Regions from separate parts of the Homo sapiens genome. Here all the other regions are linked to region 1. A link is a loop called in an ENCODE intact Hi-C map of the cell type or tissue named here. Cell type or tissue: PC-9. All regions are shown on one strand.

The links. Hi-C counts contacts between places; a loop is a spot of excess contacts. Peaks named below come from ENCODE experiments on the same cell type or tissue, not always from the same donor. Only the 100,000 strongest peaks of a DNase experiment are listed, where the experiment ranks them.
Region 2: it touches region 1 in a loop (6-fold over the local background); 2 of 110 quality-filtered maps call a loop at or near these places.
Region 3: it touches region 1 in a loop (4-fold over the local background); 4 of 110 quality-filtered maps call a loop at or near these places.
Region 4: a loop joins it to region 1, with 5 times the contacts of the local background. A loop is called at or near these places in 3 of 110 quality-filtered maps.

What each region holds. Positions count from the first base shown.
Region 1 is chr6:11,768,026-11,773,025 of GRCh38, reverse strand. It overlaps ADTRP (androgen dependent TFPI regulating protein), which reads left to right. Exons shown (of 6, transcript NM_032744.4): 2 at 4,643-4,777. Among named protein-coding and RNA genes, the nearest start is that of ADTRP, 8.3 kb to the left of the region's middle. RefSeq lists enhancers at 1,493-2,016, 1,836-2,130, 2,017-2,538, 2,539-3,062. In PC-9, no CTCF peak of the experiment used is centred here; DNase peaks (open chromatin) are centred at 405, 1,345, 1,965, 2,645 and 2 weaker places; H3K4me3 peaks cover 3,409 bases; H3K27ac peaks cover 5,000 bases.
Region 2 is chr6:11,683,395-11,688,394 of GRCh38, reverse strand. No RefSeq gene overlaps it. Among named protein-coding and RNA genes, the nearest start is that of ADTRP, 93 kb to the left of the region's middle. In PC-9, no CTCF peak of the experiment used is centred here; DNase peaks (open chromatin) are centred at 2,494 and 2,824; H3K4me3 peaks cover 706 bases; H3K27ac peaks cover 2,562 bases.
Region 3 is chr6:11,849,543-11,854,542 of GRCh38, reverse strand. No RefSeq gene overlaps it. Among named protein-coding and RNA genes, the nearest start is that of ADTRP, 73 kb to the right of the region's middle. RefSeq lists an enhancer at 1,768-1,827. In PC-9, no CTCF peak of the experiment used is centred here; a DNase peak (open chromatin) is centred at 3,062; H3K27ac peaks cover 501 bases.
Region 4 is chr6:11,866,579-11,871,578 of GRCh38, reverse strand. It overlaps LOC102724379 (a long non-coding RNA gene), which reads left to right and starts at 2,979. Exons shown (of 3, transcript XR_007059913.1): 1 at 2,979-3,473. In PC-9, no CTCF peak of the experiment used is centred here; no DNase peak of the experiment used is centred here.

The DNA.
Region 1 (5,000 bases):
CCCACAGCCACCCTACTGCTGTACTGAAGCCCGTTGTCCTCAGCTATGCGACATTGGCCAAGCATTCTGGTACTTCTTTCCAACCTGTCCCTTGATGCTCTTGGTCTCATTTTTCTCTTCATTATTCCAAACTGTGGTTCTGCACATTCTTTCTCCTCCTGTGTTCTTTATTGCATCCTTTAATCTCAGTTTCTTAAGTTAAATGTGTATGAATGATGACAGAAATCCTATATTCCATACGAATACAGATATACTTGGCAAAGTACCTGCCCCAAACACAACCACCACTGTTATATAAAGGACTCATCACAGCCCCCAATTGCTGTTTTCTTCTGGTGTAGTCTTCCACCGCAAATTCTTGCATCATTTCAAAGGAGAGAAATAAGAAAGTCCCGCCTGGCTGAGTCAGGCACAGTCCTGAGTTAGGTGTTGGATTACTTGACTCATCCAATAAGACTTGTAATGTCTTGCTCAGGAAACTTGTGGAATCTCCCTCCCTGGAATTACTTTTTAAATAGAAGAAATTCTCATTTCCTAAGGTAGTTTAAAGAGAGAGGGCTCTGGCTTAAAGGCAAGAGATAAGCTTGATGACTTGGAAAGGCTAAGCTTCCACGATTTGAAGATTTTTGTGGGTTTGTGAAAACACATGAATGTAAAAACTAAATATCCTTTAACTGCAGTTTTTTGAATTGCATTAGTTATTTAAAAGTGTCAATTCAGCTTTGTCGCAGGTGTTAGTTTGTCAGCTAGCAACAGAAACAAAAGACAGCTAACGAACTCAGAAGCAGCATTTCAGGAAAAGGCACGGAACACGCAGTGGGAACAGAATTAGGGAAGAACCAGGAGAAAGGATAAATCAGGGAGCAGCAGGTCTGAAATAAACTTAGAATAAGTAGATGCCGTTACGTCTGGGCTTTTCTGGGCGGCCAAAATAGCTGTGAAATGTAAATGATAGTAATTTTGTTGTAAGAGTCTCAAAAGAAGACCAGTTGTGGCGATCATATTTTAATGCTACTGTATAGTTTCCTAGGGCTGCCGTAACAAACTACCATGGACTGGGCTTACACAACAGAAATTGATTTTCTCATAGTTCTGGAGGCTGGAAGTTGAAGATGTGGGCAAGGTCGGTTTCTCCTGAGGCCTCTGTCCTTGGCTTGCAGATGGCCGCCTTCTCCCTGTGCCCTCACGTGGTCTTCCCTCTGTGTGTGTCTGTAGTCCTCATCTCCCTTTCTGATAAGGACACCAGTCATAGTGAATTAGGGTGCACCATCGTGACCTCATTTTAACTTCATCACCACTTTAATACAGTCATATTCTGAGGTCCTGGAGGTTAGGATTTCGACATATGAATTTGGTGGTGGTTGGTGGGGGATATAAATTAGCCCATAACAGCTAACATTGCCTCCCCTGATCGCTCCGTCTGTTATCGTGAGTCAAGCTCATCCTGAGTTTTATAAACATTGCATCGTCTTTGGAGAATAAGCAGACCGTTCGGGTGGGATGGGCTGATCCACACCTGTCCCTGCTGCCCTCCTGGAAGCCTCCCCATGGAGCCTGGGAGAGGCTCTCTCGCTCTCCGTGTGCCCCAGCTGCTCCTGGCAGCCCCTTCACGCCCCAGCTCTTGCAGGTTTCTTTTCCTTGGCGGCTCCCTAGTGCCTCCCTCCTGAGCCCCCACGCGGGGGTTCCACCTGCTTGTGGTGAATTCGGACAAAGACGCCTCAATGTTGAGTAAGCTCGATGGCGACAGGGCTGCCTGGCACACACCGTGGGCACCTAGAGAGGCCCGTGTGCCATAAGCCTGAGAAGTAACCGTGAGCTGGGGTGGAGAGGGAGAGGGGATTGACAAGTTGGAGGTGTAAAGCAAGTTTTTATTGATGGAGAAGGCCCGGAGGATCTGAGTAATGCGTTCTTTCCCCCAATCCGATTTCCACATCCTGTGACTGGGAGAGGCAGGAGAAAGTCAGGAGGAGCTTGACTCACGATGACTCTAGGAAGCTCCAGCCTGAGGAAAGCAGGTCACATGGACTTCACACGCCGGGCGGAGGCGGCCTCTCCCCAGAGAGGGAAGGCCTGGCCCAGGCTCAGGATGGGATTAATTGCCCTGCTGATAGAACAGCGCAGGCCTCTTCCCCTGGGCCCAAGCCTGTGCCTGCTCTTCCTAACTACAGCAGCAGCCTGGCCTGCTGCGGCCTGAGCGGCTGGAAGTGAAACCAGGGTGAGGCGAGGCTACTGGTGGGGGAGGGAGAGAGGAGGGAACTTCTCCCAACTCCCTGTGCAAATGACTACACATCCAAATTCTGCAGCCCTGAGGGTGTGAATGTCAAAATCACCAGCAATAATGAGAAGTATTAGGGTGGCAACCCCTTCCTGCCATTTAAAGCTGTTGCCCCACCCCTCCCTGGGACACCCCTTTCTGGTTCGAAAGCTCCTCCACCCCAGGGCCCATGATTTCCTATCTTCTGGCTCTTCTACCCCCGGCCGTTCTTTAGTACCTTTATGTCCCTTTCCCTTCCTGTCCCTTAGACAAGGACCTTTCCCTGCTGTCTGCTGCCTGCTTTTCTGTTCTCCCCTCTCCTCTCTCCCTTTCCTGCAATCTTGTTCCACAGGAGGGCTCAACAGCCTGCATCTCCCCAGCCCCGCCTCTCTTGAGACTGCAGGGTCTGAATTTCCAAACGGAAGTTCCTCCAGGCAGGTGGTTCTCAGCCTCAGCTGCCCGTGATTAGAATCACCTGGGAGGATTTTAAAAATCCCAACCCCTAGGCCCTAGCCCCAGACTGATTACATTAGAATCTCTGGGGGTGGGAACCAGGCAGCGGTGGTTTGTGAAGTGGTCGTTCATTCTCCCACCTGGAGATAATTGTCTCTCTTCTGACCTCCCACAATGCTTTATCTGAACTACGCTCAGAAACCTGATAATTTTTTTTATTTTTTCGAAGTCTAGCTCAAGAACAGGACTGCTGGGTTTGACATCTACCAGCCAGGAAGCTTTAGGCAGGTTTGTTTCCTCGTTTGTAAAATGGTGGTGGGCGGGGGAGTCTAATGATAGGACTTGGCTCGTAAGGTTGTTATGAGAATGAAACACAGTTCAGTGCCTGGCACATACCAAGTAATGAATAAAAGTCCGCTTTATAGCTTTGAGTAGTAAGATTTTTGAGGGCTAAACTTGGGTCTCATTCAGTGGTTCTAGCTTTAGCCTACATAAAGATTAAATAATCTTTTTCTACATTTAAAATCTATATTTTATATTCTGTAAAGTGTATCTTAATAAGGTTGGCCAAAAATTTCTTTTTTTTTTTTAACTTTTATTTTACATTCAAGGGTACATTTGCAGGTTTGTTATATAAGTATAGATTATTTTGTGACCCGGGTAATCAGCTTAGTACCCAATAGGTAGTTTTTCAATTTCTCCCCTCATCCCACCCAGATAAACAATCTTTAACAAGCTCTGGAGAAGCTTCTTAAAAAACAAACTCTTGGACCCCATTTCCAGAGATTTTGATTCCGTAGTCTGGGATAGGATGGAGGTCCTGCATTTCTAACAAGCTCCTGGGTGATGGGTGTAGCTGGTCTGACCCACCTCTGTATCATTTCCTGCCTACGCCCTCAGCCCAGGAGCAGCATGTGGCTGACTTTGCTAGGTCTTTCCTAGAGTCCAGAGCTCAAAGATTGTTCCCCAACAGCCACCTTGATCAATCCCCAGCCCAGCTCCCCAGGCTCTAGAACCTTCCTGACTTATACCCTAAAAGCAGAGTCCAGACCACCCCTCTTGTACCAGTCCAGGGCTTTCAAGGATTTGGATGGATTCTGTCGCAAGCCTAACTTAACCCCACCCCCCAAACTCCATATCTTCATGACCTACCAGTTCTTAAATGAGAAACCACAGAACTGTACAAAGCAACAAGAATGTACAAAGCTTGCCTTCCATATCGTATTACTTTCTTGAAAAATACCCTCCTTCTCTTTCTCCTGGCTTTGGGGGCCACACAGCACTTAGTAACCCACCAGCGCTCATGGCTTGCTCTATCCCCTTGGATTTAAATTGCTGCCACGGCCAGATTGTCTCGGTGAGGCCTGCAGGTGCCCTATTTAAGGAAGAAAGTGCACCGGCTCTTCTTCGGCTGAGCAAGGCACCCTTTTGTGTGCCTTTCTTGGGAGAGCACAGAGATTCGTGGTGGTCCTCTTGACCTGATTCCAGTTTCTCTAGTGAGATTTCAGCACTAGGCATTTTTCCTAATTTTCCTTCCCAGGAAGACTCCTGACTCTGTCCACCCTGTATCTGCCTCTTTGCCTTTGAGCTGTTTATTTGGTTCTTCCAACCTCTGTGCCGTCAAGGTATCCATCTCCTTACATTCCCCTTTTAGGCTGACTCTTTATTTTGTTTCCATGTTAGCTCAAGTCCATTACACTAAATACTGTACACATTATTGTCCCCTAAACAAATTTGCTCAATCAGTCTTAGCGAGCAGGGTCAGGACCCAATGAGCTGGAAGCCCAGCCCTTGAATTGGCTCTCAACCAAAACAACCCAACAGCCCTCTCCCTCTCAAAGCCACATTACTCTCAGAGGGATGGAGTTTTCCATCAGTGAAGAAGGTATTAATTAAAGTAAATGAAAATGCCCTCATTTGTTGTAATGGATTTAGCTCTTGCAGACCATTTTCTACGGGGTCACCTGCCTGGATGATGTGCTGAAAAGAACCAAAGGGGGAAAAGACATTAAGTTCCTAACTGCCTTCAGAGACCTGCTTTTCACCACTCTGGCTTTTCCTGTATCCACGGTAAGTTTCAAAGATGTGTACATAATCTAACAGAAATGTGCATATGGACAGACGCTTCTCCTGGGCAGCCAAGCTGTTTGGGAGCCCATAATTGGAAACCACACCCACTGCATTTACAACAATGTCCTGTCTGAGGACTGCGCCACATTGCCCAGTGTCTTTAGGAAATATGGCACATTAGTGATCAGCTTTATCACTAGCTTTTGTACCTCTGCAAAGGCTT
Region 2 (5,000 bases), 85 kb after region 1:
TTTAAAATTCAGTCATTCTTTGATATGCGAGATAATGGACAATTGTGAATATTAAGGCAACACAATCCTCCTCTCTCATCCTCAAGTGGGAGGGGGTTAGTTCATATTAATCACAGGCAACCATGGACTTGGTTGCATTTTGAGTCGCATTCAACTAAGAACATTGGCCCTTTCGACTGTTTTGGGATATTTGCCTGCTGTAGAACTACTTACCACAGCCATGTATCTAGCTACCTACAGACGTACGCACATACACACACACACACACACACACACACACACACACACACACAGAGAGAGAGAGAGAGAAAGAGAAGAAACAAAGACAGCAGAGTAACCAGGTTAACAAGAGTAGCCGAGTTAGCAGAGGATTGTAGGAGGAGAGAATAGAAGAAATACGACACCCTCACAGCTTTCACAAATTGGCACGATCCATATGCATTGCTGCTAATTACAATAATCATCTCCTTCTACAGCGAGAGCACTACTTGACCCTGTACCCACGTTTTATTTATTTATTTTCTAAAGCATTTCTCTTCTCCTTTATCTTCTCCCTTAGGCTATTAATTAACTGCAGTGAAGGATAACAGAGGCCCCCATCACAGGGTCCATTTGGCCTGTCCCTGATCCCTACTATCTTGAAACACTCCTCACACTTTGAAAACCAACAGCGCATTCCAGCATGACCCAGAAGATAGCCAGGTCTCTTCCTTTCTCTCAACCCCTCGCTTTCAATTTTTGTTGCAGAAGAATTATGAGCACGTTTGAAGCTAACCATATTATTTCCTTTATCATCATCCTGAAAAGTTCCCAAAGAAGCATTGGAAAGGCAAAATTCTATTCTAAGCTACACCCTCCTCTGTGGGCTTAGCTAGATGCAAATAGATTTAAGTGAGGCAGAACTATGACTGCCAAGCAAGGAGATGGATTCCATACACGATGTGGGAAAATTAATCTCACCTTATATAATCAGTGCCTAAAGCAAGGGACTCACACTTCCTTCCCTCTCCCCAAATCCCTGGGAGATTGTGAAAATGGATCAAGGAGCCGCGATGAAGTGTTTATATATTTTTAAATGTATGTTCCTCTCTCTTTCTTTTTCTTTCTTTCATCTCTTTCTCTCTTTAACACAGACCTCTGTTGATAAATAATGGACTGTGGCAAAAGAAAATTGACTAAGACTCTAGCCAACTTCAAATAAATTGGCTACTGGCACAGCTGAAAACATAACTTAGCTTAAATGAGGTTTCTTTCCCATTCTACAGAATCCCCCAGCAGCAAACACCATAAACCTAGAAGGTGCATCCTGACTTGTATTCTATAAATCCGTGAGCTAATAAATAATGCTCACAGTGTAAATGAGTGACTCCACAGAGACTACGTTAAAAAGAAACATTTCATAGGGAAACCAATAATATTTTCTTTTCAAGGGAAAATATATGTCCTCTCCTATATCCTTAATTACAGCCCAGACTCTAACCATGTCTTACAAGTGTACTAAATGAAAAAGTGGCTAAAACTTCATCCTAGTGCACTTTATTAGTGAGCCAGTTATTAAGCTATTCTCTCGGTATCAAACTCAAACTCATGCTTCTATACTTGGCTTTGTGATTCTGGGGCTGACTTTGCAAATCCCATTTCTGCTTTACCAGCTCCCTCCAAGTGTGTCTTTCCTTTTCTTTCCTTTTTTCTTTTTTTTTTGAGACAGAGTCTCACTGCACCCAGGCTGGAGTGCAGTGGTGCAATCTTGGCTCACTGCAACCTCTGCCTCCCAGGTCCAAGCGAATCTCCTGTACTCCCACCTCAGCCTCCTGAGTCGCTGGGATTACAGGCACCCACCAACAACCCTGGCTAATTTTTGTATTTTTAGTAGAGATGGTATTTTTGGTAGAGATGGAGTTTCACCATGTTGGCCAGGCTGGTCTCAAACTCCTGACCTCAAGTGATCCGCCCACCTCAGCCTCCCAAAGTGCTGGGATTACAGGCATGAGCCACTGTGCCTGGCCCCAGGTGTGCCTCCTCTAATAGTGGTGGGTGGAGGAAGACCAGATGGCTGGAGAAGAAGAAGGCACTCACTCTTCTTGTTTGCGTACCGTTGCTGTCATCATCGCCCAGCCTCACTCCTTTACTTTGGCAGGGATGGTTAGGGAAGTAGCAGAAGATTCCAGTTGTAGTTTTCCAATATTCATACCCCCTCAGAAACACTAGCAGGTGGCTATCCTTTCCTTGGGGGTCTAGAACCCAAATCAGTAGGACCAAACATCAACAATGGAATTGTGGGTTTGCTTTGGCTGGGTCCCTCATCTTGAATGCAGTGCTGAACTTCCTGCTAATGGCAAATGGAATTCCAGTAACCAGTGGCATGCAGTGACATCACAGTTTATAAAACTATTACCTGTGGTTGCTTTTCAAGTGCTTACTAAAGCAAGAGCCTTGGAAGAACCAAATGTCCTCTGCATTTGACTACTGCAGCAGCTACGATGACTACACGGGTGATAGTATGGAATGGCTCCCTCTGAATGCCCTAAAGCACTTGCATAAGGAAAAAAGAAAGAAAGAAAAAAAAAAGCCTGCTTCTTTAAGTTCTGAGCTTGAGTCATAGATAATTAAGAAGCTTCCAGGCCAGTCCTGAAAGAATATCATTTCTTTCTCTTGTTTGCTGAAAATAAGACACAAAAGTTAATTGCACAGATTTCAGAGTTGAAAGTTGAATTTGAATTTATAGACTCTCAAGTTTCTCAAGTGAAGGTTGGGTATCAACTAGAAAAGATAATGACCCTTAGACTCGAAAGAATGACATCAGGATGGATTCATAGCAAGCTCAGAATTCTGAACCCCTGAGTCATCTGACCTCCTTTGCCAGCAGAAGATGCCTATCCTCACATACCTGGAGAGACCAGCCTTCTGCTTCTTGAATAAACTTTAATAATGGGGCAGTTGCCTTGCCATGAAATACGTCTTCTCATCAACCCATTCTGACCATTCCTTTTCTCACTATACCCATAATAAGGGCCCGATCTCAGCATGTTCCCTAAGGGCAAGTACAAAGTCTGACCCAGGAGGAAATAACTTACATGCTAAAACAGTTGTAAGATTATGCTAATTTTAGTGGTAGAATCCTGAAAAAAATATGTGTGGGAGTTTATTCCAAGGGTATTAGACCAAGGAGAATGAAATATAACAAGTGGACTGGATTTTATTGAACTTATTGATGTGAGTGCACTTACCAGAAACCCCGGATTTAATATTTTATCTCGTGAAGCTAGATGTGGCTCTAGCAGTTTGCCTGGTTGATAGATTGACTCAACCATGGCTTATGTTTAATGAGATTGACATGCCTGAACTTCCTTGGCAAAATGTGAAGGAATCTGGAGTCTTAGGAATACAACAATGTTGAAGCACATTTATAATGTGTTCCCTGAACACCCTGCCTCTACTCTCCACATCCCAAGGTGGCCCAAAGATGCTTCCTTCACAATTGAGAAATTCACTGGTGAAGAGAGCATCAGCATTCTTGCATGTTAGCTATATGGTGGCTGTCATCTGTAGGCCTCAAATGACGGTGAGGATTCCACATTGATATTTTGGTGGGAATATGAGATCCCAGAGTGACATAGGTCATTTGGTAGTTTTTACTACCAAAGAAAGATGAAATGCATTTACAGAAAAGTACAGGAGAGACAAAGTGATAATTAGAAAGTTTTTGACTTACAGTGGTCATTGCTGACCACAGTGTCCTTGGAAATGAAATAGATGGACTACCCATGAAAATGTTACTTAATCTATGTCAGGATTTACCAAACTCTCCCTGTAAAGGTACAGATAGTAAATATTTTAGACTTTTCACTTCAAGAAGCAAAATTAATGATGTTATATAGGTACTTATATTACAGAAGATAACACAAATTTTTACAAAATTTTTGTTGATGAAACTTAAAATATAATACTACTAATTGAGTACTTTTTTTGTAATACTAATGAGGAAAAGGAATTTTTTGGGGGGATAACATTTCACTTAATTCAGGTTCAAAATTAGTGTTTTCTATCATTAAAGTTGTTTGCTAATATCATCTGTCATTTTGATCTTTAATGAACTTTTATACATTTAATCTAATATTTGAAACTACATTTTTATACAGATAGGCATCACCAAATATTAACATGAAATTCAGGAGCATGGATTTTTATTTGAGTGTATTCATTGCTTAGAAGGTATTTATGGAATTTTACTAGACTCTTCCCTTATATTTGCCTGTTAACAGGTCATTACATTGCAAGAAGTTCCTCAATTGTACAACTAAATCAGTTTCGAAATACTGAAATTTCCTTTGCACTTCCATTGAGGTCTGAAAAACATTGCCGTAACCATTGTCTGAGCTTGAGAATGTATCTACTGCAAATTTATGTGGGAATGGAGATCTCATTCTTGTTTTAACCATTGACAGATTAGAAAGTGTATAAAGCAGCTTGACATTAATTGCAGTTCAAACATTAGTTGTCAAAGTAATTTTACTATAGTTAAGCTTCACATATATAAGTGACATTTGCCTTATGATTTTAGGTTGAATTCATTAATAAACATTATTTAGTCTGTAGCAAAGGCTAATTTCCAAAGCTATTCAGTGTTTGATAATAATGGTTTAAACCAGTTCTTCTCTTTCAGAAAAAATTCAGTGTTATCCCTCAGCTCAAAATTTTTATTGCAATAAAACTTTACCACTGCTAAACCATAAAACTGCCATGTTTAATGTTTAGCTTCTATCTCTGACAAAAATTCATGGAACCGACAGTAAAATCTACAATCGTAAATGAAGTTCACCACTGGTACGACTGGTTTAATAATACACAACAGATTAATGTATTTTTCACAAGATACCTGTAACAGATACTACAACAAATAAACATAGGCTTAAAAATTTTTACATCTTTACAAGCATTGCAAATTTGTCTAAGTCTTTTTCTGCTCCAGTTATATTTTTACTACCCTCAATTGTAACACA
Region 3 (5,000 bases), 82 kb before region 1:
TGCTAGTTGTGACAACCACAAATATCTCCAGTCATTGCCCAATGTCCCCTGGGAAGCAAAGTCACCTCTGGTTGGGAACTACTGATCAATGCAAATTCAATAAAAATTTTTTTTTTGTAAATAACTCTGGAAAATACACAACGAGTTTTTAAAAACACATTCTACTTTTCACATCAGAGTCTCTGAAGATTATGTGCTAAAATATAAACATTCCAGGCTCTGGAAAGAGGCAAGGAATCTTTATATAAACACAGTGAACCCTTGGGACCATCAGATAGCAATAATGAAATACACACAATAAGATTCTGTGTGTCGCATGAAAAATAGTTCTCTGAGCAGATTATTAATCTCAGCCTTGTGTTACTTATAGTCACACACAACAATTAATCTCTCTGTGAATGCCTTTAAGCTTTGCAATGTTTAAACATCATCTATATCTATATATATATTCTTATTTGAAAATAGAACAACTATGTGTAAAGATGTTTCAGTCCCCAGGATGCTGTGGTTGGCACTTCCCTAAATTCTATTTTTGCTGAGAGGAGCAGCTGCCTTAAAAAAGAGACATTGAACCTTGGAATATGTTAAACCACTTTTTGCTGCACAGTTTTGCTTGGATAAATTTGCTTAATGGGCATAGCTTGTGCCCTGAAGATAATATTGTGCCAAGTGTTTGGAAGGCAAATGAAGGAATTACTCAGAAATTACTAGGGGGCTGAAATGGAACAACTTCCAGAAACTCATTTGAATTTTTTGACTGTTGCCTAATATTGACATTTCTGACTTCTGTTGATTGTATTGACAACGGAATGTTGCCTAAGTTGCCCATAAAAGACATTTTCTAGCACTAACCCAATCTGTTGTTCCAGGGTGGGGGGTGGGAGGGAAGCTAGCAGGGTGTTGAGGTGGGGAGGGGAAACAAAGTGTAAAAGGTTTCTAGTGAAAGAAGGGGAATCTTTAAGTGAAAATGGCTTATTTATAAGTTCAAAGTGTTTTCCATGCTAAGATTTTTGGAGTGTTAGATCCGTAGACATATATACATAAATGTCTATATATATATATCTATATAAACACACACCTATATATACATCCATATATATATATATATATATATAGACACAGAAATATATATAACTATATTTGATCTCTAACAATATCTAGTCCTGAGAAACAACCATCACAGAGCCCTACGGAAGATGAATCCTGTTTGACTTGTGGGATGATGAGGTTGTAAATAAAATCGTTCTGTTTTTTAGTGTTTTAGTAACACCTCTGTAAGGCCATTTGCTAAATCAGCCGGTCCATTAATTAATTAGCCAGCCAGTTGGCCTCAAAGGATCTGGAGGTCTGCAGTAGGATAAGGCTCCAAGCTTCCTGGAGGAACACGTGTCCAAAAGCTTGAATTGGAAAAAAAATCCACCAACCCAAAAATCCTGACTCCAAGTCTCTTTGCTGGCCAGCACTTCTGAATATTTATAAGACTCTGATTTAGAGGAGGAATAAACAAGGAATACATATACTCCCCAAGAGAGTGGAGAAGACATGGACAGCTCCTTTGTAATAGCAGGACAAAGAAGATGTGAATCAAAGTCATGAAGAAAGCCGGCATAGCTTGAAAGAAGGAAGCTCCTGCCAGAAGTTCAAGGCTTTGATAAAACCCTGAGACGCCATTTTTAGGCCTCTGCCTGGTCTAACCTGTTAGAAAGGGAGAGGGTGCATCCTCTCATTTCTCCCAGCTCAGGAAATAGAAAATTCAAAGGAAAACTTGAAATGAAGTAGCAGCAAAGGTTATGTGGCTTCTTTCAAAGTAGATGTAGCAGCTTCAAATCAGGCCAGACATGTTCCTAAAAATAAAGAAATACGTAAATAAATAAATAGCATTTCCTCAAGAGGCTATCACACCAAGGAAAGCAAATAGAGGAAATCATGTGTTGAGCGTTGGTCCTTTGAACTACGGCAGTATGGGAAGTCTTCAGCTGCCTTCTGCGGGCAATGGAATAGGGAGAACAGCTTATTTCCTCAGCAGGGCGGTGCTGAGGGGGTGGGAGGGGGCTTTCCCTTGACCTATTAACCCTGCTCCCTCCTCTCCTCCACTCTCGTTCTGCACTGCTGCAGCAAAATTGATGCAAGAACCTAACTCTCTGCACACCCCAACTAAATGCATCTGTTGTACATACCTCTAATATTCTCAGTGCGAAATGCTAACTATAAATACCTGAAATAATGGATGTCAAAAATGTTTTTTGAACCAAAATGTGCTATACAAAGTGGAGTTATTAATATCAAGAATATGAAGACATGTGAAGACCTGGTAATGAAAAGTTTCAATCTGCCTCTACCGTTAGTGGAGAAACCGAAAGCTGCAGCCCCATATTGTCTGTCGGCTCATGGCTTTGGCGACTGTTCTCATTCAGCCGTCAGTTGGACAGTCAACCATGTAATCAATTATCCATGTCAGTAAACCTTTTAAAAAAATCTTAGGCCAACAGAAGTCTTTCTGGGTTTGCCGTATTTTCCGCTACTTTTCCACCATTTCAACCCACCACATTGGTTCCCTGTACTATTAAGAGTAGATTCTGTCTTAACTAAGAAAAGAAAAATGCTCAAATCCCCCCTTGAAAAGAGTGCGTGAAAGAAAACAACCTGGATATATTTTGGGACAGAGTATTGCCTATGATATATCCATTTTTGCTGTGTTATAAACTACCCCAAAGCATGGTGGCTGAAAATAACAATCGTTTATTAGTTAATGATTCTGATACAGCAGTTGGAACTGGGCTTAGCAGAGCAGTTCTGCTGGTCTTGCCTGGGCTCAGTCATCCACCTGTGGTCAGTGGGCCGTTCTTCTGGGATCTGCTTGGTTTACGATGTCCTTACTCACGTGTTTGGCTGTTGGTACTGGTAGTTAACTGGAGTGAGACAGCTGGCTGAGTCAAGAGTCTCCAGCTCGCCAGTCTAGGTTCATGGCAGTTTCAGGATTCCCAGGGGCAGCATTAGGGAAAGCCCTGAGACACAAGCACTTTTGAAGCCTCTCCTTCACAAATGAGTCACATTTGCTGATGCCCCATTAATCAAAAAAAAGTCACAGGGCCAAGCCCAGATTCAAGGGGTTGAGAAATAAACTCTTGATGGGAGATGCTACCACACCACATTGCAAAGGAGTGTGCATAAAGGTATGGGAGGAATTTGGGGTTATTTTTACAATTGACCATACAAGGCTACTGGCATATTTTTTACATGGAGGGAAAAATGCACATTAGAAGTTCATTCAGGCTGATCTCCCATCTAAAGATTGAACCAACAACATATTGGTAAATGTCTTTCTAATTATTGATGTGACTATTCTAAGTCTCTTGCTTATAATACAAAATGTGATTGTATCCAGCAACTTGCACCTGTTGGTCTCAGTTCTACCTGTGGGATCAATCACACAGACCAACAAGATCTCACTTCTATGTGACAGCCCTTCTGATATGAAGGACGATTTGCTGTGGCCCCTGGACCATCCCTTCTGCAGGCCGTTCATTCCAGATCCTTCCACTCTTTCTCCTCAGACATGGTTACAGGACTCTTAAATACTTCACTTGCTCTTTTCCACCTTTGATCCACCTAGAAAGTCTGGTACCTACCTGAGTCAAAAGCAATATTCCAAGTGTGATCCATCAGCATGCAGAAAACGGGACTACCATTTCCTTCGTTATCTGTTCTTTACTTCCTTTAGGGAAGCCTTAAATCACACCGTTAACTCATAGTGTGGGGAGCCACAAGTTCCCTCAACCTACATACAGATGCTGTTTGAGAAGATGTTACAGAGCCTTATATTTTGTTCTTGTCAAATTTCATCCGACAACATGCATACCATTTCCTCTTATTATTGAATCCTCTCAGGTTCCTTATATTGGCTTGCAAAGTATTTTGATGACAGATGTTATCTATGAATCCACTCCATGTGCCTCCTGGATCTTCATTCAAGTGTTGGATAAACTATTAAATAGGACGAGGTTGAGAACAAAATTCTAGGACTAACCACTAGAAACCTACTTGCATTTCCCACTAACTGACACCAAGACAACATCCTCTTGCTTTTCTGTGCTCACCTCATTTAGAACAGAGTAGTGTAGACCTTGTCAAATAGACCACTGAAGTCTATGTACATGGAGTCTGTCTCATTTTTTTGATTCAATAGACTAATTAACCTATCCCACAAGAAGTGAGATTCCAATATTCCTGGTGAAAACAACTACTTTTTACTAAATATTCACAAAATGTTATTATCATTATTTCTGAGGTTGACATGAATCTAACCAGTCTGTATTGAAAACCATAGTACCTATCTCCTCTGAATTTCTGGTGTTTTTTCTGTGCCCATAGTTTATTCCCCTAAGAACACTGACAGTGGGTTGAGATGACTTTGCAGTCAGTTTTCTCACCATCTCCTGGGATGTTACTCGTCTTGGCCAGCAGACCTACCGATGGCTCATTAAGAAACTATATGCACCTTTTGCTTAGCTCAGACATCAAACCCTCATACAAATCCATTCCTCCTGCAGCAGCCCGTAGCTCTCCATTCAATGTGCCTTTATTAAACATCTACTATGTCATATGCGCTGAGAGACACTGGGGATAAATATGGACAAAAATTAAGTCTGTGTAGGATGTTGGCACTATGTCTGTGGGTGACACTGACATTTTGTCTATGAGGGATGTTGTCACTGTATACCCCACTGTATGGGTGACGTTGATACCACATTTGGGTGTGATGTTGACATCTTGCTGAAAGATGAGAGAACATGTGTTGTGGGCGTGGGTCTCTGAGAGTATTTGGGGAGTGTTAGTGAGTGTGTGTATGGGAAAATTTGTGTGGGGTACAGGCCAACATACACACTATGATGTGTATGCAGGAGGTTATCTAACCATGGCCCTGGGCCTTGTTGATAGAACTATCACAGAGTTTATATTCTAGTCAGGAAGATAAAGAAGTTAATTGAGGTTTGCAACAA
Region 4 (5,000 bases), 99 kb before region 1:
TCTTCCCCAGCCACTGGAACTGTAAGTCCAATTAAACCTCTTTCTTTTGTAAGTTACCCAGTCTCGGGTATGTCTTTGTCAGCAGTGTGAAAACAGACTAATACAGGTATCTTTTTTAGTAGATGAGAATCATATGGCTAATAGGAAACATTAAACTGTTACTTAATTCTATCATGTTTAGGCAGCAAATTGTCTGGACTGTGTGTTAGTAGAAAATTCAAGTGAAAATCACATCATAGGCTTTTGGAGACTTACAGTATGACCTTACATCCAACAGAGAAGACATAATCAAACTAGAACACTCCAGGGAAGGCCACTGAAACAATCTCTAAAGGACTACAAAGGAGCTTTGAAGGGACAGTCTGAAGCATGCCTTCCATACAATGGATCACACATTGGTGGACTCTGTGGTGTCAGGCAGACCAGTCTGGCACAGAGTGACTGTCACCCATTGACAGGGGATCGTTGAGCCCATGATGGGGTTTCTAGTTATGTTCTTATATGGGTGGTTCCTGCTCACTAATACTGTGTTAAGATTGGACAGCATATACCAAGAGTGGCCCAGTCTGGGACTTCACATACACAAGATACATTCACTCTGAATCAGATGAATGAGAAAGTCCACCAGTCTTTCAGGGCTTAGTGAGTTTCCATAGACCCAGGAAGGCATATCCTGGGGCCCAAAGGCCAGTCAGGCAGTGATGAAGACTCCAGACAAGGTTCCTGGGATACAAAGAGTCAGAAACCTGGCAGATAGTCATGTGAAAACAAAGAGATGCAACAAGAAGACTCCAGTATGAGACGAATTGAAGCCTCCTGGTGTCTCCATGTTTCTTCTCATGGTCTCCACGGTAGGGGAAGATGGATCCATCCTCTGGAGGCAAAGAGGACCCTTGGCCAGTGTCAAGGAGTGAGAGCACCAGGAAGAAGCTGTTCTGAAAGAAAGTTCTTTTTCAGGACTGAATTGACAGGATCATCTCCAAGGTGAAGGCAGGGTGGGGACGGGGGGTGAAAAACAAGAGGGAAATGTAGCTGTTTTGTAAAGCGCGTAAACGTTTTTCAGTCTGTTCTTCCACCCAGAACAGGCAAGATGTAGGCCTTTCCATAATTGTAGACAAGGTGAAACCAAAGCTGCCTCAGGCCTAAAACACCAATCCTTCATGACAGTTCTCTTGCTTTAATCTTGGCTCAGCGCTCAGAGTTCTGAAAAATAGACCATGCAGTTCAACCTCCTGCTAATAGACGGTCGCCATCCATTGCACGCCTTCCACTCTTTTAGATGTGTGATGGTACCCTTTTAGGGTACAGATCAAATCCCTCTGTAGCAAATTCTCAGAGAATGTCCTAGAATTTGGTTGCAAGGAATATGCTGGAAATAAGGGAGAGGGCCATTGGCTGAGGATCAGGAATCTTATAATGACCACATCTACCATAATGTAATTTGACCTGTGTTCACATTGGGGATTAGGAGAAAGTCTTCAGAGACGATTTTTTAATGGCATCATTTATTGAACATGGCTAGATTTAACTTATTCTTTCTACATCTAGTACTGGCGGTTTGGCTTTGGGTCAGATGTCCTTCCCAGTTTCTCAGGCGCTGACTCCATGCTACAAGGTTTGGGTTGCAAATATTGCGAGGGAATGCTTAAACACAAACAGAATGTCTCACTGATTAAATGTCAGAGTGTAGTTTGCTTCCTGAAATTCAGGGAGGGGAGCCAGAGACCCGGGCTCCATGCCCAGCTCTTCTACTGACATTAGGGGTGACCTTGGGGGAAATTATTTAACTGTTTCCTGCCCAGTGAAATGTGACACTTCAGGGCATTGCAAACACATTCCTGAGGTTTGTAGGTTCTTTGCAGATTTTTGAGCAGTGATGGGTTGCATGGAGTTCTTTCTTCTGTTCACTTTTCTACATGAACACCTGAGGCCCTTTATCAAAAAAATGCCAGCTGGGCATAGTGGCTCACGCCCGTAATCCCAGCACTTTGGGAGGCCGAGGCAGGCGGATCACGAGGTCAGGAGATTGAGACCATCCTGGCTAACACGGTGAAACCCCATCTCTACTAAACAAAATACAAAAAATTAGCCGGGCGTAGTCGTGGGCACCTGTAGTCCCAGCTACTCAGGAGGCTGAGGCAGGAGAATGGTGTGAACCCAGGAGGTGGAGCTTGCAGTGAGCCGAGATCGTGCCACTGCACTCCAGGCCTGGGCAACAGAGTGAGACTCCGTCTCAAAAAAAAAAAAAAAAAGCCAATAAGGAGTTCTAAATAGAAGCCACTTCTAGTATTAATGGTATCGACAACGGCATCATCTCCCAGAAGGAAAAGCAATGAGTGAACACATAACAGTGCTCTTTCTTGTATGTATTATTTTCAACCCATTTGCAGGAAAATCTATTTTTTTCTGTAAAATGAGCCAAGCATGTCTATGGCACATAAAAAGTACCATTTCTTCGTTTCCCATAATATCATATAGCAAATTGCATAAGAACACGGACTGGAGTTAGACTCCCTGTGTAACCTTACTCTGACAGGTCCCTTCAACTCCTCTGTGCCTCAGTTTCCTCTCTGGTAAAAATGTGCTCATCTCTTGGGCTTGCTATGAGGACAAATTCGTGCACACATTTAAAGTGCTTCGAACAGTGCCTGGCAGCTAGTAAGCATTCCAGAAACGCTTGCCTTTATTGTTGTTCTTGCTGCCATTAACGTGATGAGCCCTAGGAAAGAGTGTATGTTGCTACATTTAGAAAACAAAGAGAAATTGGTTGTCTAAGGTGGAAGAAGTAAGTCAGTTACCAAAAAAAAATAAAAGTGTTTCTTTAATTAATTCAAAAGGTTGGAAGAGGGAATAGACTTTGGCCAGTCAATGGAACAGGAATCCATAGTTAGATGCCCTCCAAGAATCACATGGACAACAATAAACATTTCACAATATTACCTCATTTTGTACTTAAGGCTGCAAGTGTCTTCTGCTATGCTGATAGCAGGAAACTCAGCTTCAACCAGGAGAAAGGGTTTAATTCATTTCAGAGCTGTAGCCAACCCAGGCGGGTACTTCAGATGCAGCGCACCGTGCCACGGTCACCAGACGTCCATGTGGCTGTGTCCAGCCAATGGCCTAATGTGCACCATGATCCAGTGAGATCAGGAATGCTTGCAGCGACTTTCCTTCTCAATGCAGCCCCTTTTACCTTTATTAGGAGTACTCAGCACCTTCTTAGACACGGCTCAGATTCAGGGCCCAGATCTGCCACAGCTCGACCTCAGATATCCCTTTTGATGACTGACATTGTTCATGGCCCAGGGATATGCTTCTCAACATCTTTGTCTAATGTCCTTGAAACAGTAAATGACTGCATCTGAATGCTATGGAAATTCTGGGGTTGCATCCCTGTTGTCAGCACAGACAAAAGCACTACTCCAGAGTATAGGGAAAATTTAAGTGGTGAGATCTTTTGGGAGACAGAAAAGGTAAGTTAATTAATTTGCCAAATCCTTCTATTATTTTCCATTAATTGATTGATTTTTTTTGATACAGGGTCTCACTCTGTCGCCTAGACTGGAGTGCAGTGGCCTGATCTTGGCTCAGTGTAACCTCCACCTCCCAGGCTCAAGCAGTTCTCCTGCCTCAGCCTCCCAAGTGGCTGGGATTACAGGCGCCCACCAACACGCCCAGCTAATTTTTTTATTTTTAGTAGAGACAGGGTTTCACTATGTTGGCCAGGCTGGTCTTGAACTCCTGACCTCAAATGATCCACCCACCTTGGCCTCCCAAAGTGCTGGGATTACAGGCATGAGCCACGGCACCCGGCCCAATCCTTCTATTCTTGTACAACAAAATACTGTTTCTCAGTGTTGCCCAGCATTCATTTCCTGCTTCTCCTCCTGTTTGTGGTTCTGCAGGTACTTGGGAATTAACAAGGTCTTTTCAGTAGTTGCACATAGTAGCTAAGAGACATTTTGCTATGTTAAACAATCATATTATTTTAAATTTATATATAGATCTAGAGGTTGCTTGAGTGATACCAGTGCTTTATGTTGGCAACTAGATAGATATTGAAAGCTAGAACTGTGAATGGTTTTATTAAAACACTTAATAAGTGTAAAATGTTAATACATTAAGTTTTATTTTAAAAGTTGATACGTATTAATCATAATTTCTATGTAAACAACTTATTATACATTTTGATTTCATGTAACACAATTTCTATTTTTTCTCTTAGTTTTAATAGAAAACTAACTTTTGGAAGAAAGATAACAATAAAAAATAAATATTTAAATTTTTCAATTTTAGTATTTATTTAAATTTGCTCTTAGATAAAATATATTTATATTTTGTATATATTGCATACAATTACATTTTTAATTCTTTGGTTTATTCTTAACCATAGAACAAACTATATGGAAATCTTTATTATAACAACATTATTGGTGTCTTTGCCGAAATGAAGGCAAGAAAAAAAAATATGGAGTATATACACAATACCTTAAGAACTATGTGTGTCTTTACAGTTCAACCAAACATGGCCAACCTGTTCACAGGACACCAAGACATCTATGATAATAATTAAAGTCTATTTTCTTTGATATTTCTTTTGATATTTTAGAAGATAATTTTTAGTCATCTAAAAACCATAGCTTTGCACATCTTCTTTTATTGTGTCTTTATGAATGTGTATTTCTTATGGTAGGAGGCCAGTACAGTTGATTCTTGTTATTTGTGGTAGTTGCATCCTATAAAATCACAGGGAGCACTGAATTATCAAATACTGAACAATGGCCGTGGGGAAATGCATGGTTAGGTTCCTGGTCACAGCATTTTTATCAACTGATGAGTACATAAACTGTTCCCGTTCAAAGACATCTTATTTAACATATATTGTTGATTTCATTAATGTTGAACTCAGGGCTAACAGCACTATCACTCATGTCTGAGCGATGCCCATTGTATGTTCTCCATAATGCTCATCACAGCCTCCCTGCAGTTAGGGGCACTGT